Regions from separate parts of the Homo sapiens genome. Here region 2 is linked to region 1. Evidence: read pairs that join two places in POLR2A ChIA-PET (ENCODE). Cell type or tissue: GM12878. All regions are shown on one strand. Each heading gives the region's core, and the rest is flanking DNA. Links, peaks and the distances in the headings are about the cores only. Region 1 overlaps BNC2 (basonuclin zinc finger protein 2). Region 2 overlaps LOC124902126 (a long non-coding RNA gene).

Evidence for each region. Peaks named below come from ENCODE experiments on the same cell type or tissue, not always from the same donor. Only the 100,000 strongest peaks of a DNase experiment are listed, where the experiment ranks them.
Region 2: POLR2A ChIA-PET joins it to region 1 with 8 read pairs; 2 of 35 experiments call an interaction of 5 or more read pairs at or near these places.

What each region holds. Positions count from the first base shown.
Region 1 is chr9:16,473,480-16,489,891 of GRCh38, forward strand. The region is part of intron 5 of BNC2 (basonuclin zinc finger protein 2); the gene reads right to left. Among named protein-coding and RNA genes, the nearest start is that of LINC03041, 210 kb to the left of the region's middle. RefSeq lists enhancers at 11,731-12,383, 12,384-13,035. In GM12878, for the core only: no CTCF peak of the experiment used is centred there; a DNase peak (open chromatin) is centred at 9,565.
Region 2 is chr9:16,995,780-17,012,191 of GRCh38, forward strand. It overlaps LOC124902126 (a long non-coding RNA gene), which reads right to left. Exons shown (of 3, transcript XR_007061426.1): 3 at 13,380-16,412. Among named protein-coding and RNA genes, the nearest start is that of CNTLN, 130 kb to the right of the region's middle. In GM12878, for the core only: no CTCF peak of the experiment used is centred there; no DNase peak of the experiment used is centred there.

The DNA.
Region 1 (16,412 bases), core at 5,257-13,256:
ATCCCAGCTCCACCACTGTCAAAGCAACCTTAGACAGTCACCTCACCTCTCCATGTTCCAATTTAAAGTATTCAAATTCCATTCCTGACTATCTCATGAAGATACGATGATGGGACCGGGCGTGGTGGCTCATGCGTAATCCCAGCACTTTGGGAGGCTGAGGCAGGTGGATCACCTGAGGTTAGGAGTTCGAGACCAGCCTGACCAATATGGTGAAACTCTGTCTCTACTAAAATTACAAAAATTAGCCGGGTGTGGTGGTGTACTCCTGTAGTCCCAGCTACTTGGGAGGCTGAGGCAGGAGAATCACTCGAACCCAGGAGGCGGAGGTTGCAGTGAGCCGAGATTGTGCCACTGCACTCCAGCCTGGGCAACACAGCGAGACTCTGTCTCAAAAATAAATAAATAAGAAATAAAAAATTTAAAAAAGATACGATGATGATTAAGTACTTAAAAGTGTTTTCAGATCCACTGGGCAATGTCTTACCACTCAGGGGGCAGTCATGTGATATTATAGCTTGTCTAAATAACTTTTCAAGCTGTGTGATGTTTCTCCAAATTCTCTGGGTCTTTGATACCAAAGATAAACAAAGACACCCAATCTTGACTGATGTAGCATTTGCTTTAAAGTTCTGAGAGAACTGTAATTTTTAACTGCACTAACAGAATGCACAGTGATCAGCTGTAAAAATTAAGTCACTTATCCTTGCATACTGAATAAAAGTTAGGATTATACATCCTAATTGAAAAGAATATCTCCCAGGAAAAAATAAATTAACTCCACATACAAATCACTATATGTTGTTTTTTAAAAATTATTTCATGAAACAGCAGAAAGAAGAACACTTGGGAACATTAGATGTGAAAATAGGCAAGAGACAATGAGGACCTGAATGAAGGGAGAAAAGTGTTCAAGGGCTATTTAGAAGGCTGAGGCAATGGTATTTACTTAGATGGCTGAGGCAGCACCATTTTTCTTTCTTTTGTTTTGTAATTGAATAGAGGAGGTGACAAAGAGGAGAGCATGGGAGATGAACCCTCAATATTGCACCCTGGATGTCCTCCAGGTATGTGCTGGTGGGGAGAAGGTTTGATGAGAAAGATGAGTCAAGTTATTAATACACATACTGAGAATAAAGTATCTCTGCAACACTTTGTTTTGAAAATTGCCTTACTGACTCCTAGTTTATCTTCATATAGTGTAATAGAAAAACGCAAAGTGTTTTAATTGCACTTGAAGCTTTCGTTGAAAAAAAATCAAATTGGTAGAATGTTTAACTACTCAGAGAATATCCCAAAACTGAGTTATTTGTAGAAGGAATATTCACATACCATAGTAATTCTAATCTCCCAGTCATTAAAAAAACCCATGATGAACACCACATGGTGGGCTCATCTTGGGAGCTCTCTATCAAAAGGTACTGAAAATGGCATTAAAGCAAAAGAACTTCAATCAGACTTCTGTGTTCCAGCTTCAACACAGAAAGAACTACATAGACCTGGACAGCTGGAAATGCCATGCCATATGAGATTGCAGCAAAGGAGGGAAATATTAAAAGGCTTTTCCACACTCTAGGTACAACACTATTCAGAAAGTAGGTCTGACTTTACACCATGGTGAACTCCAGGAAGGCTTTACTCTCGTGAAAATAGCAGAGAATCTATTAAATTCATGAAGATAAGGACACTGGGTTAGATTTTTCCAAGCCATAATGTTAGCAGGGGTTAATGTGCCTATATAATAGATGATCTTACTGTACATATAACATAGCCTTGTGAACACATCTGTGTTCACCTGTACACATTATATATACTTGCCTCTTACCCTAAACATGGCTATGTTTTTTAAAACAATGTCAAAAGTTATTTTAGAAACTCACACTATGTTGCTATGGTGCATGCTGCTGCAAAGAAAAAGCTAATGGGCTCTCTACTTAATGTGATTACAGCCATTATTGACATAATGCCAGGAAGACGCAAAACCATTAGCATTACGCTACAGCTCACTTAAGCATCCACTCAGATTCGGTATTTGATCCACAATTTTAATTTTGTTCTGCTCTATTCAGAGCTGCATTACACAAAATGCATAATTAAAAGCTGCTGTGATTCTCTCTACTTCTCAAATTAAAAACATAGCAAACATTTGTAGTTCTAATCCACTAGAAATTAATAAATCAAACAGTGTCTTTTATCCCCTTTCCTCCATACAATTCAGATTGCAGGTTGGGAATACTTTTGCCTGCAACAGAGTATGCTACAGAAGGAGCAGCTGCTCAAAGAAAAGTCTCCAAACTGCCTACTGTAAAGGCAAGTGAGAACCTAGAGGGCCTAGCAGCACCGATAGCCTTACAATTCCAAGCTTTAAGCTGGAAGGGTTTTCTGGAAAGAAAAATTTTAATCAATTCACCATAAATCCTTTTGATGCATTTTCCTTCATTAGCTCACTTTGTCAAGCATACACATGCTCCTAATTTAATTTAATCAAATGCACCATGTCTTTCTGTCAACAGTGAAGCAATTCCCGTGTCCAAAAGATCTCCTATCAACTCCCTACCCAGGACAGCCTAGAGGGGAAACTGATGAGAACGAGGAGTTTTGCTTTATCCACCATTAAAACTGAAAGGGTTTCCCCCTAAAGATCTGCCATCAAGAGCTGAGCCACTGACGCCATTCCTAGTTCCACTGCTACTAGAAGCCTTCATCACTTGCAATAATAGAGGATGATGATTCATTACAATAAAAACAGTATCTACTCCCCTGTGGAAGATAATCCTAGGGAAGTTCTGGAAGAAGTATTAAAAACAGCAGCAGAGCAAAGAGGGGGAATGCGTATCTAAACCTAGGCTCCCACACCGCCCTGGAGTTTCTCCTGTACACACCTGAGGTGCTCCCTTTAGGTCGCCGTGGCCAGTTCTTTCAGCAGGCCATGCTTCTCCAAGTATCTCACCCCTCATCATCACCATTTTCCTCATTAATTGCAACTCATCCTTCAGACCTCTGCTCAAAGCTCACTTTGTCAAGGAAGTGATTCCAGAAGTACTCTAGATAACTTGCTTTTTAACCCGTGTGTGTGTGTTGTTTTTTTTAAAAAAAAAAAAAAACTCTGGCAGTTTGACACTGTCCCCTCCCCCTAGTCTGTAAGCTCCAAGAAAGCAGGGACCACGGGTTTATCTAGCTCACCATTTTAACTTCTAGAACCTCTCAGCTTTGGCACATAGTAGGCACCCAAAAAATACATGTCAAATGACTGAATGCTGAGTTAATCTACTGTGATCCAATGGTCTTCCTATACATGCCAAATTTCTGTCATTTTCTACAGCTATTTAATATTACAAGGTGATCATTCCTGAAATCGTATTTTTGAAAAAAGCATAATGATGCAAGGGGTTTGAAATGTACAAAAATTGTCCAATTTGTGGGTTTTACATGTGTCTGTGGTAGGGAAAGAACATTAGCAGGGAGGGTGTCAGAAGTAATGTAGGATCCAGAAGAGCCTTCAAGAGGAACCCCGATATTCAATGAGAACTTAAATACAAGTGTCCCAAACCACCATGTTGCTCCATCAGGGTAGAAAAGGAGAGGACAGGAAGAAAAGGAGCAAGAGAGAAAAAGACCTCTCCCTGAAGAACAGCCAAAGTATCATTTGGGTCTGTAATCCCAGCACTTTGGGAAACCGAGGCAGGAGGATCACTTGAGGCCAGGAGCTGGAGGTTCCCAAGTGAGCAATGGTCACTCCACTGCCCTCCAGCGTGGGTGACAGAGCAACACACTGCCTTTAAAAAGAGAAAATTTTAAAACTATCATGCAGCTTCGGAATACTCTTTGATTACCTTTAGGGTCTAGTATTGGCTTTTAAAGAAAATCTTTCCTTGATAACAATGTGACAAGGAGATTAAAAAAAAAAAGTCCTTGATTTTCTTAACAAATCAAGATTTTAAAATGTCTAAGCAACAGCCAAAGCTGTCTCACTTAGACAATCATTTATTAATGGCAAACTTAAACATTTTTTCAAAAAGAATTAGTTATTTGTCTCTTACTCTCTTGGATCTGTTTTGTAAGCTTCCTGACTTTAAATTTTTAGCTATTTCTTCTTGCTGAAAAGCTAAGAACTTCATTTAGACATTTAATATATCTAGACTATTTCCTTATAACCCTAAAAAAAGTTTAAAAATATTCATGGGGAAACATATATAATTATATTTCATTTCAGTTTTAACATTATAGAATTTTCTTTTTTATCAAAAATTTGATATCTCTATTTCTTTGTATCATGATCCTGAATCAAGAGGTGTTTTTTCTTGAATGCTTTCAAAAGGACAGGCATCCTCAGAGTAGGCCTGGAGGGAAACTTCCTTTGGCTCCTACTTTAGAAGCAACTCATAGAACAAAGGGGATAGTCTCCTCCGGTGGGGGTACCTGGCCCCCAATTTGAACTTCTCAGCATGTCTTTTTTTAGGTGCTTAGGAACTAAAATTTCTCCTTAGAAAAAGACTTGAGCGGGCCCCTGCATCTTTCCATATCCTGCAAACAGATGACAGGAGTAGTCAGGCAGGAAAAAAAACCCAGCTGTATCTGGCTCATCACAGTCTGAGGTAGTTCATTTCATTGTTTCATGGCTCGAACTGTTCTATGTCTTTCCTTCCACTGGGCTGAAATCTGCCTTCGTATAAATTTCGGTCCTCTGAGATATTAACAAAAGCAATATGCTTCCTGGTCCACGTGGAAGCCCTTACAGATGGGGAGGAGGACTCCATTCTGGCAGGCTTTTCTCCAGGCCAAACACTGTCAATGGCTTCCCCGTGGTCAGTCTGCAGACCCTTCACCACCCTGGTCATGAGTGGTGATCACATTTCAATTGCTCAATGCTCCTCATACACAGTGGTACCCAGAATTAAAAGCAAGATCCCAGAAGTGATCTGTGAAGAAGGAGATAATACCACCGTAATTCTGTTGTTAATGAGCAAAGACACTTTTTCTTAAAAAGGCATATGACATAAATGACACAAAATACAAACATTTTCAGCTTAATATTTCTTCCACATGGTTATAAAATACTGCCTTTTTTTAGATGTAATCTATAACCTAATTTCTGATCTTATTCTTCAATGAACAGTGTTAGTGTAACAGAATATTCAGCTTAAAAACATCTTTTACCACAAATTATAAGAGGAAAGGACCATTAGATGTTGTAAGTGTAGATCACAGAATGTACAGATGCTTATTAGCTTCAGAAAATGTGAACTCCATATTAACCATACAGCTGCTGGCAAACTCTTCTAGGTCAAAAAGGAATGTCAGTGTGTAAGAGTACCTCTAAATTGAAGTAACTATTTTGTGGCTCCCTGCATTCTCATCTCTCAAAGCTCTTCCCGCTCGGACTAAAGAAAAGAAGCATGACCCTGATATTAAACAGATGACCAATAAGCAAATGGGACTTCAATTCACAAAAACCAAGAGGACTCCAAAAAAGAAAAACTTGGTGGTTGGGGCTGGGCACGGTGGCTCACGCCTGTAATCCCAGCACTTTGGAAGGCCGAAGTGGGCAGATAACCTGAGATCAGGAGTTCGAGACCAGCCTGGTCAACATGGTGAAACCCTGTCTCTACCAAAAAAATAAAAATTAGCCAGGCGCGTTGGCGCACACCTGTAATCCCAGCTACTCGGGAGTCTGAGGCAGGAGAACTGCTTGAATCTGGGAGGCGGAGGCTGCAGTGAGCCCACTGCGCCACTGTACTCCAGCCTGGGCGACAGAACGAGACTCTGTCTCAAAAAAAAAAAAAAGAAAAGAAAAGAAAAAGAAAAAGAAAAGAAAAAATTGGTGGTTGGAAATTTATCCCCAACTTTGACTAAAATGGGATTTCAGAGGGTGTGTTCATGTGTGTGTTTCAGACCACTTCAACTGCTATCTCTCATGCCAAAGAATACAGCACCTAGCAAAAGTTTTCAAGTTTCAAAAAGGTTCATTTTCCCTTCAGTGATAGGGAGGTATAAGAGCCTTCCTCTTCAATATTTTATTATTAAAATTTTCAAATACACAGAAAAGTCGAATGAATTGTACAGTGAGCACTTATGTATCTACCATCTAAATTCTACAATTAACATTTTATTACATTTGCTTGTAAGAGTCTTTTTTATGTATCATTGATCAGCATAACAGTCCTATAATTTACAATTTTGGGGGGAAAGTTCCTGATATCACTGGGTCAGCACTCATTTTTAAAGTACAGAAATAAACATTTCAAGTGCTTAAGTTAGGCTAATATAATTTTGCTTGCATTTAAGATCTGACTTCTTTCTTTATGCACGTTGGGTAAAATATTTGTTAGATTATTTATGTTTATTTTAATAGCTCGGCACAAAGATACTAAAATGTTATCTGTAACAGCTTAACCTTTGGAAGAATACTTACCTTTGACAGTTTCCAAATGTTTCTAAAATCTTTAAAATTATTTGCAAGCTACTTGTGGTCCCCCATGAATCAGCTAAAGTTATTATCATAAAATAAGTATAGCAGCTATTATAATATTCAGTATTTACTATGTGGCAAGTACCATTCTAAGTTCATTCAACACATGTAACAACATTCAACACAGGTAACATCATTCGATACATGTAACATCTCCATTAAATAGGTACTTTTAATATTATCATCTCCATTTTAAAAATAAGAAACATGGGGCATAAAGAGTCAAAGACCTCACAAGTGGCAGAAATGGGATTCAAACTCTGGCAACCTAGCACTGCACACTTTTCGGCTTCTCAGTACACTGCACAGCCTCTCTAGCAAACAAAAACAACCCTCTGCCTGATGAAAACCCAATCTGTTAAATCATTACCATCCCATTGAGAGGTGACAGCGTGCTGGCAGTCCTCACAGCCCTCGCTCACTCTCGGCGCCTCCTCTGCCTGGGCTCCCACTTTGGCGGCACTTGAGGAGCCCTTCAGCCCACCGCTGCACTGTGGGAGCCCCTTTCTGGGCTGGCCAAGGCCAGAGCCGGCTCCCTCGGCTTGCAGGGAGGTGTGGAGGGAGAGGCGGGAGCAGGAACCGGGGCTGCAGGCGGCGCTTGCGGGCCAGCTGGAGTTCCGGGTGGGCGTGGGCTTGGCGGGCCCCACACTTGGAGCAGCAGGCCGGCCCTGCTGGACCGGGCAATGAGGGGTTTAGCACCCGGGCCAGCGGCTGCGGAGGGTGTACTGGGTCCCCCAGCAGTGCCAGCCCACTGGCGCTGTACTTGATTTCTCACCGGGCCCTAGCTGCCTTCCGGCGGGGCAGGGCTCGGGACCTGCAGTCCGCCATGCCTGAGCCTCCCACCCCCTCCATGGGCTCCTGTGCGGCCTGAGCCTCCCCGACAAGTGCCACCCCCTGCTCCACGGCGCCCAGTCCCATCGACCACCCAAGGGCTGAGGAGTGCGAGCACATGGCACGGGACTGGCAGGCAGCTCCACCTGCAGCCTGGTGCGGGATCCACTGGGTGAAGCCAGCTGGGCTCCTGAGTCTGGTAGGGAAGTGAAGAACCTTTATGTCTAGCTCAGGGATTGTAAATACACCAGTTGGCACTCTGTATCTAGCTCAAGGTTTGTAAACGCACCAATCAGCACCCTGTGTCTAGCTCAGGGTTTGGGCTCTGGTGGGGCCTTGGAGAACCTTTGTGTCCATACTCTGTATCTAACTAATCTGATGGGGAGGTGGAGAACCTTTGTGTCTAGCTCAGGGATTGTAAACGCACCAATCAGCGCCCTGTCAAAACAGACTACTCGGCTCTACCAATCAGCAGGATGTGGGTGGGGCCACATAAGAGAATAAAAGCAGGCTGCCCGAGCCAGCAGTGGCAACCCGCTCGGGTCCCCTTCCACATCGTGGAAGCTTTGTTCTTTCGCTCCTTGCAATAAATCTTGCTACTGCTCACTCTTTGGGTCCACACTGCTTTTATGAGCTGTAACACTCACCACGAAGGTCTGCAACTTCACTCCTGAAGCCAGCGAGACCACGAGCCCACTAGAAGGAAGAAACTCCAAACACATCCGAACATCAGAAAGAACTCCAGACACGCCACCTTAAGAGCTGTAACATTCACCGCGAGGGTCCGCGACTTCATTCTTGAAGTCAGTGAGACCAAGGACCCACCAATTCCGGACACACCATCGCTGATATCACTGCTAACTTAGGAACTGGTTATTTTCATTTCAGAAACTGAAGCAATGTTCAATTTCAATGAGTATTTTTTAAAGCCAACAAGTTGTTAGTTTCTGAGTAAAAATTACATGTACAAGGTACAGTGTGGTTATAATATATTTGGAAAAGAAAGTACAGATCTACACTGAGAATGAAATTAATGCCTATACACAAACACATACAGTCCAATATGCAAAGAATATGTGTGATCTTAGACAAGATAATTAATTTCTCTGAACCTACATCCTTGTTGACAAAATGAGGGTAATACTATAATCTTAGTACCAACTTCACGGGATCATTATGTGAATTATACTGGATAATCTGAGCTCCAAAGTATGTGTAATAAAATAAGTACTCAATAAATGTTAGCTACAAACACATATAAAAACCTTAGCACTATATGTGGCACATGCTAAATACTAAAAACTGTTGTCAGTAATAAAAATATTAGTAATAATAGAAGACCAATATATGTCAATAATAACTAATGTTCACTGATACCACAGGGGAAATTATAGATCCATAATTGTGTTTTAATGTTTTCAAAAGAATAAGTTTAATCTTGGCCAAACACAGTCTTCCAGCAGATTGCATCATAAAGGATACTTCTGATTAAATCAAAATGACTAAATAGTACTACAGCAGATTTAGCAGAATAATTTAATTTATAAATAAATCAAATTGGTATCAGTGCAAGGTCCCTGTTGGCTATTATATCCCATTGTGTCAACCCAATAGTGTTGGGAAACCTTTAAAAAAATGCTATAAATAGTCATCTATAGAAACTCAAACTAATAGGCAGAAAAAAAAAACCCTCTTCTTATATTGAACAACAAAAGAAGGAAATAAAGTCTATTTTGACAGTTTAAATTGTAAGCTAGCACCGATGAAGGTGATTGCAGACACTGATTCTAAGACTCTCGTTTCTACATACTCATAGAAGGATGATGAGACATATAATCTTACTTACTTTCCAACCCCACAGCCGGCAGATAATTTAGAAAATCTGCTACTTCTTCTCTATCAGGAATAACTGGGATCACAAGAAAAGATTCCCTTCCCTCTGTGTTTCTAATTTAAATGAATAAACTCAGAGGAATCAACCTCTGTATCATCACAAACTTCAGACTCCAGGACTCTCTGGACCAGACTGGGGTCTCAGAGAACAGCCACGGAGTCACTGAACCCCTCAGATGGCTCTAAGTGAAAAGTCATGCAAAGGTCCGGGGCTTTCCGTGGCCAGCCCATCAGTCTACTCATGTGTGACTAACACCCCAACTATCCATCTTTCTGGACCATTTAGTCTTTGCAGGTACAAATGGCAATTTGCTGTCCATTTTCGATTACACATGTATTTTCTCCACCACATCCAACAGCATGTAAAACAAAAAGTGCCATTTTGTATACACAAAGGCACTTACCAGGGCTCAGTGGATCTTAACACCATGCACTCTGAAAGGATTAATGATGGTGTGATGGGAATGAGACGGGAAATGAAAAACTCGGTTTTCCCCTGTTTATACCATAATGTAACTTGATTGCTAAAATGAAAAGTATATTCTCTACCACCTTGGCCACTGAAAAAGACACTGCTGAAACCAAGAGGCTTCTGTCCTGATACAAGCAACTGACCATATTTCATTTCCTTACATACTATTCCCTTCCTTTCATTTCCATTATTTCATTGCTCTCAAATTACATGTATCTGCATGGTTTCTTCAAGACACAAGATTCAAATACTATAAAGCTATGTGGTTTTGGCTGCAGGTGGGCAATCCAGTCCTTAAGCAGATGCTAAACAAGACCATGTCCAGGTTTCCCAAAATTTTGGTAAAACTTATTTAGCAATAATTAGCAATGATTACATGGTATACAGAGTGGTATACACAGTATATGCCATGAAATAGGAGGAAGCCATAAATCTCCAGAGATGAAAATATTAATTTCATACCCCACATAGCTAATTCTATTGCTATTGCAGGATCAAGAACTTTGAAAAGCATCTGCTTTAACTCAAATCCAAGCAAATTCACACGCATATGTGGAGATTATTTTCAGGGATACTTATTTCTACAGCAGCAAAAAGGGAGTGGGATAAAAGGCAAGCTGCCCTTGTATAAGATTTCCTAAGGAATGGTCCCTGAGCAAAAGGACTTGAGAGCCACCCATGGAAGATGTCACGGACTTTCAGGCTTCTAAGTACTCATCTTCAAGCATGACCCTGTCCTAAAGCTTTTCTTTGCTCCACTCACCCAAACTACTTTGTAGACTTTTCTATACGCCATGGGTACTTAATAAATCCTGGCTGATAAAGGTAATGGCAAAAGAAAAATCTACCCAGAACTCCAAATCCCCTGCCAACTCTTTTATTCTTTCTGGCTCTCCCAGGAGAAAGTGGTTGTGATTAACTTCTTAAAATGACCCCAAGGCTTTTGACGTGGTGTCATGTCCCCTCCAAACTCAGGCACCTCTATCTGACTACTGACTTTCTCCTGTTTACTTATTAACTCTGTCTCTTGTTAAATTTTGAACAGTCTAGGCCGTTTTACACCTTATAGCTCAAAAAAGGCAGCACAGTAGCTGGTGTAGGGATGTGACAGAATGTTTTTATTCCACCCCCGAAATAAAGCTCCTTGTTTTTGACACACTGGAAAATGTACAGCCAGAGAGTGCTCGAGGCGAAGATGCCACCCCAGCCTTACATCTGTCTGCTTTCATTTGTCTACAACTGTGCTTATAGATAAAACAAGCTTTCCAGATGTCATCACAAGCAGGGCTCATATGCTGACTTCACTGAGACACCATTGTTGGCTGCCAGCATAACAGAGTTGTAAAACTAAAATATTTAAACTCTGAGCTACTCAAAACAACTCTGAATGTCACACAGGATCTTATTTCGGGATTAATTAATGTACACCCCAATAAAATAATCATGCGTTAAAAACAGAGCTGGCTGGCATGCAAGTGGTTCTAATTTTCCTTTTTCCAACTGTTCCAATGGCATGCAACAGCATCATGAAGAAATTTCTGAAGGACAGCCTTTATGTATATACCCGATCAAGCTCTTAAGTTTCAGGTGCTACATTTCACTGTGCCACGACCTATATGTTCTCATTGTTTAAAACAGACATAATGAACCTAAGATGAACAAAAGCAATATGCCAGGCACAGACTATAAAGACATTTCCACTGTCAGAGGGGAAGACCAATGACAAGTGATGGGGGAGATTACTAATAGGCATTGTTTTACACATCCATATGTGAAGCTTGGCTTCAGGCAACCTGGTATCAGGGAGCTTGAATGTTTGTTTGAGAACACAATATCCCTGTGGTTATAATTACAACCACTGTACAAGAAGAGGACTGCCGTGGTTTCATAATGCCCTTAACAAAGAAGAACACATCATTCCTGTGCTTCCAGAGAAATTACACACACACACACAGAGACACACACAGACACACACACACACACACACTATTTCTATTTTTTTTCTCTGAACCTGCCCAACAATTTAGTTTTCACTGAGTGAACGAAAGGGAGTTCAGCTTCCATCTAAATGATCGTTCCTCATAACCATCTAATACAATTGTTCTGAATTGGAAAAAGAAGCCCTTTCACAGTTGGGTACATGAGACTTCCACTCATCTCCCACTAACTTGGGCTTTCATCCTGCTCTGATTAAGTCTCTTGTAGCCCAGTTTGCATTTTTGTAAAGTTGGGTCAGGGATGTTCATTAAGCATCTGTTACTCAAAAACCTGTTTTGTGGGTCATTCTGGTTTTAGAGGCCAAATCCATCACCCAGCCACAAGCCTTCTGGAATTTCTGCTTAATTTAATAAGAGACCCAACTTTGCATTAACCCAGTCAAGGGATCATATAGGCTCTGTCAGGGCCGGTCCTCCACCCCACTGGGCTCATTTCATGTGGCTAGGGCTTACCAAAAAATTAAAATTAAAAAGCACATTCTAGCCTGAGCAACATAGTGAGACCCTGTCTCTACAAAAAGATTTTTAAAAACAGAGAAGCGTGGTGGTGCATGCCTGTAGTTCCAGCTGCGTGGGAGGACTGCTTGAGCCCACGAGGGCGAGACTGTAGTGAGCTGTTACCACACCACTGCACTCTAGCCTGGGCAACAGAGTGAGACCCTGTCTCAAAAAGAAAAGAGAAAAAGAAAAAAGCATGTTCCAGGCAGTCCACAACCCTTCTCAATCCCCCATTTGTACCCCCAAGGGTACAAATTTATGTGGAATAAAACATTTACTTGTGATGGCTTTCCAGGAGACCATTTACAGAGAGGAAAAGGAGGGAGTCAGTTACTTTGCTTTCCCACCATCCTGAATGTTCCCATCTTCTCTTGAGCTGATCTTAGTTCGAATCCTCTGAAAATAAATCACCCCAAAGCACTCAAGATTTCCCCAAGGCTCCAGCAGGCTTCCTGCTTTGTTGTTTCCACCCCCGTGCTGGGAGGCTAATGTGTTTGAGGAATGTTGTTTTAATGCAAAGAACTTAGAAGAGTCAAAACAACCTGCCATAGGGATCCATCTGCCTCTGATGATCCTGGCCTCTGTCACTCCTGTTTCAGCCAGAGGAAAATGAAGTCAGAGGAAAATGAAGACCTGGGTATTAAATTCTGGTCATTTCTAAGTGTTAGGACAGTAATTATACTTCTTGAAATCAGAATAGTAGTATCATTCCTAGTTCTGTGGGACTTGATGTTCCTTCTTTATTTGGTTAAATGTTTAGGTTGGGGCAGGAAGAATTAATACTGAAGCACACCCTGTACTTAATCTTCTGACACCCAAATAAATGCGCACACCTTTTATTATCCTCCCAGTACTATGCTTGGGCAATGTCATCTGCAAGATTCTCTTCATGAGATTATTATGAGTGATGCTTACACTAACCCTAATTTTCAGCTTTTCAGCAAACATATATTCCTCAGAAACATTTAATGACACATTAGGCTCTCAAATATTTGCACTAAAGTTTACTTTCTGTTCTTTAAAGTTCTCCTGGGTTTCTATAGGGATGCAAATTATTAAACTGTAGCAATTTGGGAGATTCACAGACAATTTTTTTTTTTGGTAGAGACAGGGTCTCACTCTGGTGCCCAGGATGGAGTGCAGTGGTGGGATCACAGCTGACTGTAACATCAAACTCCTGGGCTCAAGCGATCCTCCTGCCTCAGCCTCCTGAGGAGCTGGGACTACAGGCACATGACACCATGCCTAATTTTTTTTATAGAGATAACGTCTCGCTATGTTGCCCAGGCTGGTCTCTCGGATCATGCAGTCCTCCCATCTTGGCCTCAAAAAGTACCAAAATTACAGTTGTGAGCCACCATGCTTGGCCATAGACATCGTTAATCTCATTTTTGCCTTTTAAATCCACTGGGAATCCAGAAGTGACACTTTCTATATTCCCCTTTTACAGATGAGAAAAGAGATGTGTAACTCAAGTTACCTGTTTGCCTAAAGGCAAGACAGTAAGCCTGGGGCTGAGTCAGTTTACTTGAAGAACAACTAGAAGCACAGTCTTGAGGGGGTCAAACGTCCTCTCCTAGCTACAGACCAGAGGATGTAATAACAGCAGTAAGTCTGTCGGCTGGGGGTGGAGGGGGCGGGCAGTTCTGAACGCTGACACCTAACAGGACATGGAGTGTTACTCTCGGGTCCTTATTTGAATACAACTGCACTTAAAAAATAACCCAATTTAACAATTCAGAAGTTCTGATATATGTTTTATAAAAATGTATGAGAGACCTAAAAGCCACGGAGAGCCATAACTTTGAGCTGCCTCATTTGTTTCTCTTTTATTACAGTACTGCACAGTGGGCACAAGCTCTTCACTGAAAAGAGAACATTAAATCTTTATTCTAAACTGTTTTAGCAGAACAATATTAATAGTTGAATATTATTTTGTCTGACTTATAAAATACCATTCAAATAAGACCAAAGAGAGCACTGAACCCCAGCCAAGTCCTATGAGAAAAAAGTGACAAGCTATCTTCAGAAACAATAATTTCTTGTCACTCTTAAGATTCCAGTAACATGTCCACTGCTATGTAAGCCCAAAAGCCGATTTCTTGGAATGAAGGTAAGCTATTCAGAAATAAACATTTCTCTGGGTCCCCCTTAACAAGGAAAGCAGCCATATGAAATATTCTTTCTCTTCCTCGAATGTCTGTGTGGTCTTTCCTAATGCAGGATCAGTAAGCAACCCATGAGGAAGCCACTTTGTTTCCATGGATATTTTACCATAGATGGTGAAACAGGACAAGATTTAAGTTTAGAAGAGAGGGCTCAATCCCGGAAAATATTCAGCCATCAGTACAATTCAATTCAGCAAAAACCCCAATACGACTATTTTTGGCCGCATCTTTGGAGCTCTTTGCTTTATCTTTGTACTACTAAGCTACATATTCCCCATAGCATGCAAAAAGGCACCGTTTCCCCTCGCCTTATATGGCAGTGTGGGTTACTACAGACAATTTCGGTGAGATTAGCCAAAAACCTTAACAATGGCCTTTTTCTTGGGTTTCCAATTTTCTATCAAATTCACAAAGGATTTTTCTCCCCAACGTACTATATCTTGATATTCCAAATAACATAAAAAATAAAATATTAACAACTCATAAGTTAGGAAGTCTGTTTTCTGCTCTAGAGACCTCTTTAAGTAATCAGAGTGGTGACAACAGTACTAACAGCTAAATAGGGTTTACGTAACACTAGCAGGCCTATACTTACACTAATGGAAAAATTATACTGAACCTAGTTGGAACTCACAGAAATAAATTAAGCAACTTTGTAGGAATATTCACAGTATTTCTACATAAACACTACTGAGTAAAATGTTTTAGTGGGAAACAAATTTTTTTCTAATTAGCAAATGAATGCGTTTAGTCTGGAGATCTTTTCATGCACTAAAATATCTAATTCAGGGCTTAGCCTGCAAATATGACAGATTAAGTACTGCCTTATATACTGTATTGACTGTAACTTCCTATAAAAAGGAATGCTGTAGTGAAAGCATTCATGAAATATTTGAATCTTAATCCCGATCATTCAGTTTGCCTGTCACTAGCCAATCAAGGAGCAAAGATTAAAGGCTAAACAAGATCAAAACCAAAACAGTCTTAAAAGGTGATGGCCTGAACAAGGATAAAGGCTTCTTTTAGCAAAAAAAAACCCAAAAAACTGATTAGTAGACCCAGTAAAAATTACAGGCAAAAAATGGTAGGAATCATTAAATCATCTATATTATGTTTCAGTCATTGCTAATCACTCTGCTTTCCAAAATGCCTAGTAAGCTCATTCAGTATAAACCTATACACTAAGACAATAGAATTAAAAATTAAAATATGAACTTTCTAAGTCAGTGTTGTCAAACAGAAATATGTGATCCACAGTAGTAATTTTAAGCTTCTAAGTAACAATTATAAAAAAGTAAAAGAGGCAAAACTTTTAATAATGTGTCTTACTTAATAAAACAATCCAAAATATTGTCAGTTCAACATATTACCAATACAAAAATTTGTCAGTATTTTAAATTTGGTTTTTGTAATACATCTTTAAAATCTGGTATTTTACCTTTACTGCACATCTCAATTTGGTATGGAATACTTGAAATGTGGCTATGCAACTAAGGAAATCAATTTTTAATTTAATTTACATTTAAATAGACACATGTGGCTAGTGGCTACTGTGCTAGACAGCATAGGTTTATAGTTTATTATCTAATTTACCTTTCATTGAGATAAGAGTTTTAACATGCAGCAAAATCCTAGGACTAGAGAAATCTTTAAAAAGACAAAATACAAAGCATCAATCATTGCTGGTCTCAGGGTAGGAAGGCTGAGTTGAAATGTATATGCAAATATGATCCATGGTTTACATAAATGTGTTGCTGACATTTTTCATTTCCATGCACACATGTGGTGATATGTGATTTAACATCCTAAGGAGAAAAAACACATCACCCATCTTCAAAGCCTCTCAGTTGATATTTTATGTTACCTGCCTTTCTCCTTCCCAAAGGCTAACTCCATGGCAGGTTTGAAGTACTCTGAAAAGGAAACACTCCTGAGTGATTTGAGTGTTACATAACGGGGGCTAAAAAGTTTCTTACCCTCTAAAAATTTCATACATATGTTCAGGTGACTCAAAAGAATGTTAACAAAACTTGAGGAGGCAGCAGAACTTACTACTCAAAACTACCGGCAGTAGAACAAGAGCC
Region 2 (16,412 bases), core at 4,211-12,210, 520 kb after region 1:
TCAAAAAGAAAAAAAAAAAAGACCTGTATTTAGGAATGAGAGAAAATATTTGCAAATTACCCATCTGACAAGGGATTAATAACAAGAATATATAAGCAGGTCAAACAACTCTATAGGAAAAATATCTAATAATCTGATCACAACTGGGCAAAAGATTTAAATAGACATTTACCAAAAGAAGACATACAAATGGCAAACAAGCCTATGAAAAGGTACTCAAAATCATTGTTCATCAGAGAAATGGGAATCAAAACTACGATGAGATTTCACCTCATCCTGGTTAAAATGGCTTAAGTCCAAAAGATAGGCAAATGCTGGCAAGGATGTGGAGAAAAGGGAACCCTTATAGACTGTTGGTGGGAATGTAAGTTAGTACAACCAGTATGGAGAACAATTTGGAGGTTCCTCAAAAAACTAAAAATTGAGCTACCATATGATGCAGCAATTCCACTGCTGGGTATATACCTAAAAGAAAGGAAATCAGTATATCGAAGTGATGTCTGCACTCCTATGTTTGTTGCAGCACTGTTTACAATAGCTAAGATTTGGAAGCAACCTAAGTGTCCATGAATGGGGATAAAGAAAATGTGGTACATATACACAGTGGAGTACTATTCAGCATAAAAAAGAATGAGATTCAGTCATTTACAACAACATGGATGGACCTGGAGATCATTACTTTAAGTGAAACAATCCAGGCACAGAAAAACAAACGTCGCATGTTCTAACATATTTGTGAAATCTAAAAATCAAAACAATTGAACCTATGGACATAGAGAGTAGAAGGATGGCTACCAGAGGCTGGGAAGGGTAGTGGAGGGCTGGTGGGGAAGTGGAGATTGTTAATGGGAAAAAAAAAAAAAGAGAGAAAGAATGAGTAACACCTACTATTTGATAGCACAACATGGTGAGTATAGTCAATAACAACTTCATCATATGTTTTAAAATAGTGTAACTGGATTGTTTGTAACTGAAAGGATGAATGCTTGAGAGGATAGATACCCCATTCTTCATGATGTGCTTCTTTCACTTTGCGTGTCTGTATCAAAACATCTCATGTACCCCATAAACATATACACCTACTATGAGTCCACAGAATTTTTTTAAAAGACCTGTATTTAGGCCTGTTGCATCTTATATATACTAACAGGTAACATTGATTGAGTGCAAACTATGAACGAGATACCTGTTTAAGTGCTTTACAGTTATCACTTCATGGAATTCTTACATTAATTCCATGGGGTAGGGACAGTATTGTTACAGCCCAGCAGGTTCTTCTTGCCTGCTGCACAGAAAAAGCCAATATACTGAAACAGCAGGTATTGCAGCAGAGAAGGAGTTTCATAATCTCAAGGCATCTGAGTGATCTGATCTGAAATGCCAGTCTTAAGTTTCACAATAGCAATGTTACCCATAGGAGGAACTGGGGAAGTTACAGATCTTTTGATCACTGGCTATGTGACTCCTGAGAAGTAAGCAATTATAAAACAGCAAGTTAGGGAACAATGATTGGTTACTGTATAACTATGCCTATATCTTAGCAGAATTCAGACCCCTATTATAGTTCTAATATTATGACCTTACATTAGTTCCACAAATGCAGTTTCAGTCCCTAACAAGGGAAAGGTTAGTTTTGGGAAGAGACTATAATCATTCTTGCTCCAAGGTTAAAGCATAAACTAAATTATTCCTATAGTTATCCTGGCCTACGTACAAGAATAAGCAAAGGTGGTTAGCTTGTGAGGTTAGAAGCAAAATGGAGCCAGCTAATTAGGTTTCTCTCATTCTTGTAATTTTGCAAGGATGGTTTCAGTATTACCCTCATTATTCTGATGAGAAAGTTGAGGCATGGAGAAGCCAAGTAACTTGCCTAAGGTTTCCTACTTGATAGGGGTAATAGGGAGATGGAAACCTGGGAAGTCTGATACAGGACACTTAATTTTGACCATTATGCACACTGCTTCTCATTAGTCATGCATAAGACATATAATGCTGGAAAGACTTTCACACACTTAGCTCAAAATGTAAATTACATTTATGTTTAAATGTAATTTACATTTTTTGGGATTTAGTTATTTGTAACCTATCTTTATTATTCCTTCAATAACCTTACTCCATCTCTTAATTTAATACAAAAGCTAATGCAACCCCTCCCTTTTTGTTCATAGAGTAGGGTTCAAATTTCTTTTCAAAATAATACTTAACATTTACTGAGCTCTGAACTAGCCAAGTGCTCTATTGAGCATTCTATAAACATTATTTCATTTAATGCAGGAAGCTTATGAAGGAGCTTCATAATTTTATTATTTTATTGATGAGGACATCTACTTAACATGCCCAAGTTCCAGAGATGGTTAATAGTGCTGTCAGAATCTGAAGGCTTGGTTAATCTCTAGAGCCTGTGGTAGACAGAATTTTAGATGGCCCATGTGACCTTTGTTCCCTGGTGTTATTCCCATGATTATGATATATGACATGGCCAGATAAATTTTGCAAATGTAATTTAAGTTTCTAATTAGTTAACCTTAAGAGAGAAATTATCTGAGTGGGATGAACCTAATCACACAAGCTCTTCCAAGGCTGAGAATTTTCTTTGGCTATTGGCAGAAGTCACAGAGATTCAGCGAGGCAGCAGGACTTTGTGGATTGCTGCTCTAAAGATGGAGGCAGGCACATGGGAAGAAATGTTAATGGCCTGGAAGAACTAATGGTAACATCCAGCTGACGGACAGCATGGAAACAGGGACCTCAGACCTGCCGCCCCAAGGAGGCAGATTCTGCCATCAACCTGAAAGAACTTGGAGGAAAGTCTTCCCCAGCACTTCCCAGCTGACACCTTCATTCTGGTCTTGTGAGACCCTGAGTAGAAGAACCCAGTTGAGCCAGGCTGGATTGATTGATTGATTGACTGATTTTTTAGAAACAGAGTCTCGCTCTGTCACCCAGGTTGAGTGCAGTAACATGATCATAGCTCACTCCAGCCTGGAACTCCTGGGCTTCCAATATTTGTGAACTCCCTTCTCAGCTTCCAGAGTAGCTGGGACTACAGATGTGTGCCACCATATATGGCTAATTAAGAAAAATTTTTACTCCAGGCATGATGGCTCACACCTATAATCCCAACACTTTGGGAGGTGGAGGCGGGCAGATCACGAGGTCAAGAGCGAGACTATCTTGGCCAACATAGTGAAACCCCGTCCCTACTGAAAATATAAAAATTAGCTGGGTGTGGTGGCACACACTTGTAGTTCCAGCTACTCAGGGGGTTAAGCCAGGGGAATCGCTTGAACCCAGGAGGCAGAGGTTGCAGTGAGCTGAGATCGCACCACTGCACTCCAGCCTGGCGATAGAGTGAGACTCCATCTCAAAAAAAAAAAAAATTTTTTTTTTAGACATGGGGTCTCACTGTATTGCCCAGGCTAGTCTCAAACTCCTGACCTCAAGCAATCCTTCTGCTTCAGCTTCCCAAGTAATTGGAATTATAAGTGTGAGCTACAGTGCCTGGTCAGACCTACAGAAATGTGAGTTAAAAGATAGTTATTGTTTTAAGACACCAAGTCTGAGGTAATTTGTTATGTAGCATAGGAAACTGATACAGAGCCCACGTGATTAACTCCAACAGTAACAGAGGCCTCTCCCTCCTTGAGACCCCATATGAGGTGGCTCTCACTTCATCTTGTCTGCCCATATGGCTCCTTATTGTTCTCCTGTTCTCCACTGCTGTGGCTTTTGCCTAGGTGTTGGATGCACCTCATGTCTTCTAAGCTTAGGATGGATATGGAGTTCTCCTCCTCAATCCATTCCCTCCACCTGGCCAACTCCTTTTCATCCTTTGGAATGGATTTAAAATAGTGCTTCCTGCAAGGAAGAATTGGCTGATGCCTCAGACTAGGTCAGGTGCTCTCACAAGACCTTGTATATGGCCCTCTTAGCTCTTAAACCATTTGTAAATATATTTGTATGAGTTCTTTTGATAATGTCTCAGTCGGTCTCCCATTTATTCTCAATATGATCCTGTTCAGGATTCAAAACCAGTAAACAATTTTCTGAATATTTATCTTGATATCGAGTTATTTGTTTTCCTTTTTATAATAGGCCTTCTCTACTTAGACTCTTAAGTTTGTCGAGGAAAGGTACCATGTCAATGTCTCAACATTGTTGGCATTTAATAACCATGTTAACCAGTGAATGAGGAAACTGAGAACTACTAAATTTCCACTTGGCTGACACTAATCTCTCTCTCTCTGTCTGTCTTCTCCTCACCACTCTCCTCCACCCTCCCCACCTACACACACACACACACACACACACACACACACACACACTATTGCCAACTGCTGCGGAGCCATCTATGAATTCATCTGTGCATTCACTCTTTGTTTTGAATTGCTTTTCTGCCAATTAAAAAAAAACTTGCAAAAATAGTGGCTAAAAATAAAAAAGAAAATTTTTTGGATTACTAAAACCAACAGGTTAGCTTTAAAAACTTTTAGAAAAGGGACTTAAATTATAATCATAGAGGAAGTCTTAAAGAAAATAAAATATATAGTAGGTTGGAAACTGGGAAAACTGAGTTTAAACTTTGGATGAGCTGAAACTGTTATTAACCTCTCAGGGTCTACTTGTCAAATTAGAGTTTGAGACTAGATGTATATGAAGTCCATTTTTAAATCTAATTTCCCTAAATTGTACACCTATGACTGCTTAATTTGGCAATACTACTTTGAAGTTACTATGTCATGGAAGTAACTGTATATGTTTAATTAAACAATCTATAAGACTAATAATTTCAGACACACCTCCCCTAATAGTAAGGAATAGATGAGTTTCTAGCAATGGTGGCATTATGAATTTTTATTAAGCAACTGCTTTTCCTTCATCTCTACTAGCAAATTACAGATATGACTCACTAGAAATGCCATCTCAAATAATATGTATGATTATACTAAAATATTAATGCTATGTTGAAATAAAATAAAGTGAAAAATATGCAATACTATTTTTACATAAATGTTCATTCTTAGGGAATTTTCAATTCCTTAAGAAGTTCAATCAGTCTGGCCCATTTTTTTCATCAATCTCAAATTACCTTACCCCATACCGCTTTCAACTGAAGCAATTCCCAACATCTTCCCATAACAAATGTTTTTCCGTGTCTTTTGCTTAACTTTTCCTAGTATCCCAACACACTTGAAGAATCTGTTTATTAGTTGCATATTTGACAGACATTTATTGATGTTCTACTTTTTGCCAGGCAAAACATGATAAGAACACATCAAAAGGAACTTACTTAGTCATATTTATTTATTTATTTTTTCTTTTCAAAATAATTTTCTTCTTACTGCCAATAATGGCTAGGTATGGGTCTGACACTCCAGTGTCATCCCTTTACAGGGCTGGTTGATTTGGCAGGTGAGTTCTTCCACACTCCTTAGTGGATTCTGACTTCCATGCAACCATCCTGGTAAACTTGGTCATAGTCACCCTTCCTGTGAAATATGCTCTGAGACTTGTAGCTGTCTCCCACCAAGCTGTATCTGACAGTCACCAGGAAATGCATAGACTTAGAAATATTGTTGCATTTCCAGTATTAGCCAAACTCATGAAGTTTGGTGAACTGGACATTTCAGCCAATAATTAGATGTTGATCATAAGATAGTAGAATAAACCCCTCTCTCAGTTCAGGGGTGTGGTTTAGGCTACTTATGGTTTCAAAAAAAGAAAAAACTCTGTAAATTATCTTGAGCTAGTTTGAGCAAATAAGGAGGAATTTGTTAGAAATCATGTGAAGGTGGCTTACAGAATCTAAGAGCAGAAATGCAGCTAGGCCCAGACATTTCTGGAACCAAGGCCTGGAAAGACCATCAGGACTTTCTCCTCCTCTGATCTCTGCTTCTTTCTGAGCATCTGTTTCACTACTGGCTTTCTCTTTTTTACAGTCCACATGTTAGAGCAATGGCCTTTACAGCTAGCTCTTCAGTGCTGTGGCACAGGTCAAGCCACATGGGAACCTAACTGATTTTATCCTGTTTTCAGTTCCACTTTCTCTGGGAAGGAAATTTGACCGGCTCAGGTTGTGTCTGGTGTCTTCCTCCTGCCCAACTGATTGAGAATCATGAGGAAGCCGTGCTGTACCATATGCTTGCTAGGGGTACACTTCAAATTTGTAGGGACAAAGTGTAGGGAAGTCTAGGCAGATGTACAGTAGGTGTTGACAAGGGGGACTCCAGGGACTCTCAGTAAGAAACTCACAAATTTCATGGAGGTAGGGAGAGAGGCAGGGAGTATCTTCTGTTAGCAAATATGCCTTGCTTAACATGCAGGCATTGCCTATGATTGTGCTGTGATCATCCTGATAGAGTAGGTGAGGACAAATGGGGATGGAAAAGATGAGGAGAAGAGGTGTCCAGAGCCCTAATGCAGTGGGAGGATTTGGCTGACAGAGAGGAATGAACTTGATGAGGAGAGTAAGGGTGGAAATGGGAAAAAAAGGACATACTGCATGATCTCTTTTGCGTTTCTCAGGGGTTCTTCTACCCCTAGGTGAATAGTGGCCCTACATTTGAGCATTTGCTTTCTAAATAGTAATGTGAAAGAGTGTTTCCAGATTAGTGTGTATACGTGTGAGTGTGTGTGTGTGCATGTAAATATAAAAGTGAATATGTATTTTAAGGAATTGCAAATTGCATATTACAATCAGACTACATGCTGTTTTAATTTTCTATATGACAACTTGCTTGTGATCACTTTTAATTCAGTGATTATTTTCTGTGTTGTTCCTCTCTATAGATTTTTGGAGGAAATATTCTTTAAGTTAATATATGTTCCCTTTTATTCTTATATTTACTTATATGAAACCCGTTAAGTTTATTTACATCCTCTCTTATATTCACTTCAGACCTCTTTCCTAGACAGTGTGGAATTCTTTGGACAGTGTTAAGCTTGTACTTAGCCTGTAAGAATTACTATCTCAAGTTTGCGAGGAGAAAAATGTAATTTTAAGAAGTTTAATGATTCAACTCTTTGTTACAAATCAAAGAAACTGGAATTCAAGTGCATAATACATAAGAAAATAATGTGAAATGGCTTAATTGTGATGTTTGAACTGGAATAGTCACTGGGCTTATATTCTATAAGGAAGTAAGCCCCTGTCAATGTTCACTGTGGCTTACTGAACATAATACTGAAAAATTATGGCTGGGTGCGGTGGCTAACGCCTGTAATCCCAAAACTTTGGGAGGCCGAGGCGGGCGGATCACGAGGTCAGGAGATTGAGACCATCCTGGCTAACACGGTGAAACCCCGTCTCTACTAAAAATACAAAAAATTAGACGGGCGTGGTGGCACGTGCCTGTAGTCCCAGGTACTCGGGAGGCTGAGGCAGGAGAATTGCTTGAATCTGGGAGGCGGAGGTTGCAGTGAGCCGAGGTTGCGCCACTACACTCCAGGCTGGGTGACAGAGCGAGACTCTGCCTCAAAAAAAAAAAAAAAAAAAAACAAAAAAAAAATTATGGTTAATATTTGTTCTCTCTAAAGAGAATGTATGAAAGAAGTATGAATTTGTTGGTTGGAAACATTTTCAGTCCAACAATCTCCTCTACACTAAAATTACAATCTTTATTAGCTGGGCATGGTGGCACGTGCCTGTAGTCCCATCTACTCAGGAGGCTGAGGCAGGAGAATCACTTGAACCTAGGAGGCGGAGGTTGCAGTGAGGCGAGCTCATGCCACTGCACTCCAGCCTGGGTGACAGAGTGAGACTCCGTCTCAAAAAATATATGTTTTTAAATAGAGATAATTCTATAGTAAAAACAATGTACATACATTGTTAAAATTTCTGAGAGTATAAAAAAAAAAAGGAAGAAGGGGGAAAAGAACCACATGGACCTTTTATGTTTGGGTTCAACCCAGAAAGCTTGTCACATCTGAAATTTAATAAAGGCAACAGCAAAAACCAAAGGGGTGTGATTTGCATCATCTATGAATCACTTATTGCAAGTAACACTCCTTCAAGGAATTGTAAATTGCTGGATGTAGTCTTACATTCTGTTTTCATTTTCTATTTGACAAAATGTTGTGGTTGCTCTTTTTTTCAGTGGCTGTTATTTTATGTGTTGTTCCTGCCTCTCTATTGATTTTAGAGAAATGGTCTTTTAGACAGCTAAGTAAATATAAAGAAATATTTGTATAGTAAAATACTATAGTATAATAGGATGTGAAGACACTCTGCCTGTAAGAAATACTTATGAGTTGCCTCACTAGTAGCCAAGATGTGATTCACAGAGCTGGCTGAGCAGGCATGAGAGCTGTGGAAGCTGGTTAAAGAGAAAAACCTGGTACTCCGGCACATTTCAAGTCATGTTCTGTAAATTTCAGCTATATGGTGAGTCTCCACAGAAAGCCTATATGCAAATTTCCTTATAGTCATTTATACTGTAACTTAGGAGTAAAGTTGATATAAATCAAGCATAAGTTATTTTTGTAGTAATTAGAATTTAAAATTTTTAAAATTCAGCTTCTCCTTTTATGTTGATTTAGTAATAAAACCAAAACTCAGTGATTAACACACAACTTTAATAAATCTCGTGTGTAGTCATCCTTTCAAATTCAGAGACATACCAAGATGCGTGAACTTTGGATTTGGGCATATCTATACCCCCAAAGTAGCTGAACTACAGATTTTCAAACCGTCTTTTGGAAAGAGTTGACAGTAAGCTAGAGATTTTGTTGGCTAAATTTTGTCACAAAGTCATTTTCTAAACCTCTGAGTTTATAACTGCCAGAAACAAAGAGTAATAAGAAAAGTGCTGATGACAGAATAATTTACAAGAGGGGTATATGGGGGCTTTTTAAACTACAACACTGAACTGGGAATTAGGAATCCTGGGTATCTCATCCGTCCTGCCACTAATTCTCTTTGTAACCTTGGGTGAGTCACTTGACCTTTGTTGTGGCTTGACTGCCCATTGGTGCACTCAGAGAGAGAGAGAGAGAGGCCTTAAAATAACGAGATGGAAGGTGCTACGAAGGTGCAGAGTATCACAGCCTTTCCACGACTCTCTGATTTTACTTTTCATGAAAATTATTAACATTTGGCAAAGAGTCATTACTCGACAATTTATTATCCTGTTCAAATCCAGGTAGGTTAAAAGTTTAAACTTTTTTATACCAAAAGTCAAGTCTCTTTTGCTTTATAGAAACCCCAGATACCACATGGTAAAAAAAAAAAAAAAATCAAAAAAGCTTATGAAGTTCATTTGAAAAGCCTCTTTTCTGGCACATAGGCTCTGCATTATAATGAAATATTCCATTGAAACGTCTGCTCTTGGCACCATGAACGGAGAAAAGTCTTGTGTTTGTATACTCTGTGAAGTTGAACAACAATTTCCAACATATGTTAGGAGAGGCTGCCCTCTTTGGAGATGGGAAAATGGATAGCCCCAGAGGGAAAAGAAAACCGAGCGCTGAAAAGTTTTTGTTAATCTTTTACTGGTGAAACAGAGCTGGGAGCAGAGCAGCCTGTTGGCTGCAGAGAAGGCTGGAGCCAAAAGGCCCGGCCCACAGGAAATGAACGCTGTCCTCCTCAGCGAGGCTACTTAAGCGGAGAGAAAACATTTACAGTACTTGTAATTACGATGGTTTTCGGCACCTAAATTGTCATAAATCACATTTATAAAAGCCATCTTCGCACCAGTCAAATTTTGAAAGCTGCAAAATATATTCAGCTGGTGGGTAGTTTGAAACGGTGGTACATATGTTTGGAATAAATACATGTTATAATTATGGTTTTTAATACTGGGAGCTTTCTTATGAGGATTTATACTCACATACTGATGATAATGGAGTACATTGTGAACATAATAAAGTGGTGATGGGTGGTATTTGTTCCAGCATTTCTGCAAAATACTACTTCCAACTCTGAGGGGTATGTTCCTATGTAAATCCCCATACATCAAGATAAAAATATACTTCTCAGTGTATTTCCTGGAGCAAACTACCTAGAGAGAAAATACCTGCATTTTCACAACCAATTCATGGATCTTAAAACATAATTATGTCTTATTGCATTGTTGATCCCAGAGCAGTATTTGAATTAAAAAGGAGTGCCAATAGAATTGGTAGAAAGTAAAAGAGCTCTATTTTATAGCCAAGAGCATGGTGGAGCGAAATCTAGTTTTAATAAAAGACTAGTATCATAATAAGCAGATGAATCTAACTGGTAATTAGAGTTTTTATTACATATGTATTACCTAACACCAAAGCCTATTCTACCAAGCAGAAAACGAAGGGGAGAGATGGGTAATGAATTATATAGTCTGGTAGGGCCAAGGAGAAATCTGAATTAACTCTTTACACAGTTCTGATACATTGGACAACTGTACTTTGGACTGGGGACCTGGTCTGAGATATCTTTCTCTATAGTAATCTTTCATTCAATCATTTACTCATTTGACAAATACTTGCTAAGCACCCCTTGTATGCCAGACACTAGCCTAGACGCTGAGGGCAGAAACGAGTAAGTCAAGTTTCTGCCTTAAAAGTTTCTGCCTTTGAGAGAAATAGAGTCATAAATAAATACAACAGAACAGATGATGTGCACAGATAGAGATATAAATAGTAATTTTTGTCTGGGCATGCATTTTCACTGTAAACTCTATAATAGAGGACATATATTATGGGTTTCTTGTTCCTGGCACTGGTCAGAGATCATAGCAGTCTAGGCAAGGAACTTGTTTAAAACTGAGCTTGGTAAGCAGATTCAGGGTGATATCCTACAGCTCTTGGTCTTACTTCATTTCCATAAGCATTTTAAAAGTGTGGGTCTCTGCTTATTGCGAAGGTATGTATTCCATAGGATCCCTTTTCTGTTTTGACAGTTTCTGTCTTAGTCCAGAAAATGTGATTAGACTGATGAGTTTACAGCCTACTGTGGGAATGCAGGGCCTTATCATAGGTAAAATAGGCAGTAATTGGGTACAATAGCAGAGTTTTGCTCCCTCTCTAAGTACATGTCTGTTTCTACCCTCATACCGCTACCATGTCAGAAAATTCTGTTGTAGAGGTTTCATTCCATTAGCTTAAATTTTCATTTTTGCTTTGTTGTAATTCACCTCCTAGTGTGATTGAACAACAGATTCTTTCTTTAGAACAAATTATAGAAATGAGATTAAGAAGAATATAGGAAGGAAGAAGGGGTTATGTTCAATGGGGAGCCTGCAAAAGTACATCAACTGGACTTCATAAGGGAGGCAGGAGATTATACTGAAGAAGCTATATGACCTAGCTAGCTGCCGATGGCTAGGGAAGATCTTCGGGATTGGATTTTGAAGGCGTTTGATCAAGGGAGTCAATATGTATGTATGAATTCATTGACTTCAGGACACAGGATTTAACATGATGGCGTGAACCCCAGGGAGTAAGACAAATTCACTGCAACCATGGCTCCTAAAAGTGTGGAGAAAGTGATGGTTAATGCTGAGTGGAAAGGAAATGCCTAAATTGTGCCAAAAGATGATACAGGAAGGAATAAAGAGCCTGGAGAAACTAGTCATGCTAGAATGGATATATTTTGCCAGGTCAAAAGACTTCCTGGAGGATTATACTCAACAAGAGGACCCAGAGGACACACCACTTACCAAGGTCATTAGGAATGAGCTGGTGAGGCAACCAGCATCACTAAATGTTTAGTGGTGACAAATCTCAGTGGGAGAATTGGAATTCAGGACCCTGGGATTCTGGAACAAGGCCATGCCATTTGCAGCAGCAGATAATTATATGCCTTTTGATAAACATCTCCTGGTGTGTTACTGTGCCCTGGTAAAGATGAAACACTTGACCAAAGGATACCAATTGTCTGTGCATGGAGACCTGCCCAATATTGGCTGTGTTCTCTCAGACCCACCAAATCAGGAAGTCAGATTGGCCTAGCTGCAGCCAATTGTCCATTTTAAGATGGAAATGGTATAGCCTGGATGGGCTGCACAGGCAGGTAGCCCAGATCCCTTGTCACTCACCACAGTTTGAGTAACCCTCTCGCTTACTCACACCTATGGCTGTATGCGGGTTGGGGAGAGGTCCTGTATAACCAGCTGAAGGAGGGGGAGAGAGCCATAGTTTGGTTTACAGATGAGCTGACTCAGTATGTGGGTGCAAACCAGAAATGATTGGTAGCTGCATTATAGCCACATTCAGTGGTGTTCTTCAAAGACAAGGAAGAGGGAATGTCTCCTCAGTAAGTGGAGCTACAGTCACGATGTCTGTTCATCCAGGTGTGGTAAGTGCTTATTTGATGTTCAGTGAATGAATGAATCACTCAATGAATGAACACAGAGCATAGGAGTAATTGAACTCCATAGATCGTTTCTGGTCATGTTACAGTTGGCGAGAAAAGTATCAAATGGTTGCAGAAGCTGGACCTCTAGAACTTCTGGTCTCCGTTAGTTAGAACAGTTAAGAAAGGAAATTTTTGTCCAACCTCTATTATGCTAATTCCAGACAAAGAGGACTCCATCTGGACTATCAGAATGTTTCTTTGAACATGAAGTGATTTTTGTTAGAATAAATTATAGAATAAATATTAGAACAAGTTGAACAAAAAGGCTACACTGAAAGCCGGAGTAGGAAATACATTGTGTGGGAATCTACTTGCCTACAACTCAGAGCAAGTATTCTAGAAAATAATAGAAAGGAGATGAGAGAAAGCTCATCTATGTTAAAAAAAAAAATATACCGGCCTGAGAAATACTTTGCAAAGGAGTACACCTATGCAGTCAGTGGCACATTTATCTCAACAACACTTTAAATACCATTTTTGGTAAATAGGCACCATTTAAAAATAGTTTGCACTCAACATTAGTCAAATTCTATCCTCTTCCTTTAAAATGAATGCTGCTATAAGGAGAATGTTGACACATATGATCCTGTCTGATTCATTTGTAGGGAGTAAAAGGTCTGTCTTTAAATTGTACCAAACCAAAATAAATAAATAAATAAAACCAAGATTCAGACTTACATATGCCACATTATAAATTATTATTATTCTGCTGCTATCTTTTAAAAATGTACTTTACCCACATATTAGAATAAGAAATAGGCTTCTGGTATGTATTAAAGAAAAGTAATATTATAAAGTGTATTTTGCCCTATAACAAAACCTGGTGACATTTCTGGTTGGATTATTGTCACAAATTAAAAACAAAACAAAACAACAAAAAAACCAGAAAACACTGGTTAGATTATTCCTGAGCTCTCAGAGCAAAAGCATTCCATAGGAAGCCAAGAAATATAATTTTAGTTGAAGTATAATTTTCCAGCTGTTGCAAGTAGGCATATTTTGGCATGTTTCAGAACTAGTGAAATGTAAGGAAATATTAACCAGATGATGGTTGAATCTGTTTTTATTTTTAACTGCAGGGAGACAAGATTTAGAAGCCGCCGATTCTTATCTGATTTCACAGTACCTTTGCCACAAATAAAGCCAATAACTTAGTGTCATAAAATCCTAATGACTCTCTAAGATCCTTGGGGCATGTGCATATGAAAATGACTTTCAGGGATCTGGACACATCTCCTTGTTTTTCATATTACTTTTTGAGATCAAGAAAAGATAAAATGTTAAAGTGTTCTCTTTCATTCCACATTTCAAGTAAAAATCTCATTAAGTGAGCAACAGCTGAATATGAACCAAAATCACCTGCAAGTCCGAAATTGATCATATTTGCAGAAAACAGCCCAAATTAGACCCATCTGAAAAATGGTCCCATCTATTCACAGTCCCAATCAATAGGACCTTCATCCATTTCGTAATAGCTGAATATAACACCACTCGCAGAGGGTAGAGCAAACCCATTTGGCAGTTTGTTGAAGTCTCTAGTCTTCTCAATGTTTTCAATTCCCGTTTAAAGCATGTTTATGAAGAATTTTAAAAATACATAATATTGCAAAGGAAATCAATTACAAAAATATAGCCATCAAAATGTTAAAAAACAATTTTGTACAGTAATGTGCTTTCTCACTAATGCATTGAATAACAAGATCTAGCAGCAGGTCTAATAACTACCATAATTTCAAAATAGTGATGAGTATAAACAATATTTTTAAAATATCTATACTAGCTGTGTTGTGTTATGAAAATATCTGTGATTTCTCTTAGTGTCAACATCACAGCTACTGCATATGCTAATATTGCTTACCTGTATTATTTAAGAAATGTGACTTTTCAGTTAGAGATTAGTGAAAATATTAACATATTAGTCTTTCTGTTTCAATTTACCAATGCCCTGAATTTGAGCCCTGGTATAGAGAATGGACCTAATATTTCAATTAATTTCTCTGTGTCAGGCACTGTGTCAGGCCCTATGCATTCACTTACTTCATCTCACAGAAGCCCTTTGAGCTGGGTAACATTGACCCCATGTTACAATCAAGGAATCTGAGATTCAGGTTTCTTGCCCAAAGTCTGGAGTTCAAACCCAGGTGTGATTGGTTCCAAATCCGACAGGTCGCATATCTTTCTGTTTTACTATCCTATTTCCCAGTAGAAAATCTTTTTTTCTTATTAATAATCTCAGGCAAAAGCTTTAGCTCCTCTGTAGCAACTACCTAGCTCTTTGTTTTATTAAAATGAAGCATGTGTGTGTTTCTTCTAAGTAAGTGTAACACCTCTGTAGGAGTCCATAGACGATACATGATAAACTAGTCACATGTTTATCAATATTCTAACTAAACCGAGTTCCAGCTTTCTGGGCTACAGCGTTTTATTTCCTTCTTCTCTAGTTCTAGTCTGTGTTATCTAAACGGAAATGAAGTTTGGCATTTGTATTCCCCCAAATGATGAACTTCCTTACCTTATGCTGACAAAAAGCTCTTTCATTTCATTCTCCTTCAATAACCAGCTCTCCATTTGCAATGTGAGTGGGCAGCTCTGCCCCAAGAAGACCTCCACCTTCCCCAAGCCAGAAAGGGAGCCAAGAGCTGTAGCACCATCCTCCCATAGTTTCCAACCTCAGCCTAGCCTGAAAGACTGTGCTCCTTCTAATAAGAGGCCATTCAGTCTCCCTGGGCTCATGGGGAGGCTCCTCCTGATCAGAGGCTGTGGGTTCTAAACAGTGCCAAATTGTGTGGGGTGGTTTTCCTTACTATGTACTACTGTCCACTGGGGATGGAACTGAGACCACTAAAATAATTCTACGTGGTAGTCTAGGTCTAACTCATGTTTAAGAGAAATATTTGGATACTTGGTGTATTTTAACTTCTGGATGATACTCTTAGCAATTCCCTGATGAAGTAGTTTATGTAACTTAGAGGAATTCTAAACATGATAAATGTTTCACACACACATCTTGATGTCAAGGATAGAATTTATCCAATATAAGAGCAGACAAGTTTAATAAACCACTTAAGTGTTATAAGGCATGTTTCATACTGCAATGAATTATGTCCCTATCTGTGGTTCAATGTATATGTTCTATCATTTTGAATATTGAATTAAAAAAAACCTGTATAAATAATGTGAAAGGTCTGATTTAAAGCAACAAATGCTAATAAAATCAAATTGAAGGCTGACAGAACTTCAGTAACTCACAGATATTTCTTAGGAAAGGTATAATAGGGAAGGTATTAAAGAGGGCGTCTTGATATTTTCTTTAATAAGTCTGTTTGAAATCATGTTGAATATCCAGATTTTTCAAAGGCAAATTCATTCAATTTGTAGAACTTTAAACATCCACAATTATATCTGGTTCATGGCACCTGTTTTAATAATTAGGTTTTCCAGAAAATATGTATTTCCAAAAAATTGATCTTTTAATTGAGTTTTCATATGACAGCACTAGAGATATTCCTTACACTTATGGAGAGTTATATTTCTGCTAGAAGTTCCTGTAAGAAAAATTATTTAAATCAAACCATTCTGATTTTTTTTTTTCATATTGAATCAATAGCACAGCCATGTTATACTGGTTGAGAACCTGAAGCCCAGCTTCTTAAAGAAATGATCTCAGGTAAAATTTATTTTAGAATACCTTTAACAAATTGGGAGTTAAGAAAACATCTAATCAGAGTAAGGATTTGAGAAAAAAAATCTTTCCTTGATCGCAAGCAATTTTGAGAATATTTTTGAGAGACCCAGGATCATTTGATAAATTTTCAGGAAAATTTATCAAATTTGATAAATTTTCAGTTTTGTTGCCTTCTTGTTACTATCACAAATGTCCCTGTGGCTAGGATGGGCCTTAGGGGACAAAGTGTCAGTCCTTTTACTGCCTTCAAGAAACAAAGTCTTTCTGCTCTCTGGAACTGCCACCTCAGCACCTGCTGCTTCATCTTGCACCCTGATGTTATATAAGGCATCACTACCTTTAAAATGCATGAACCAAGCCTTATTTGCATTGAACTTTTCAGCCTTTGATCCT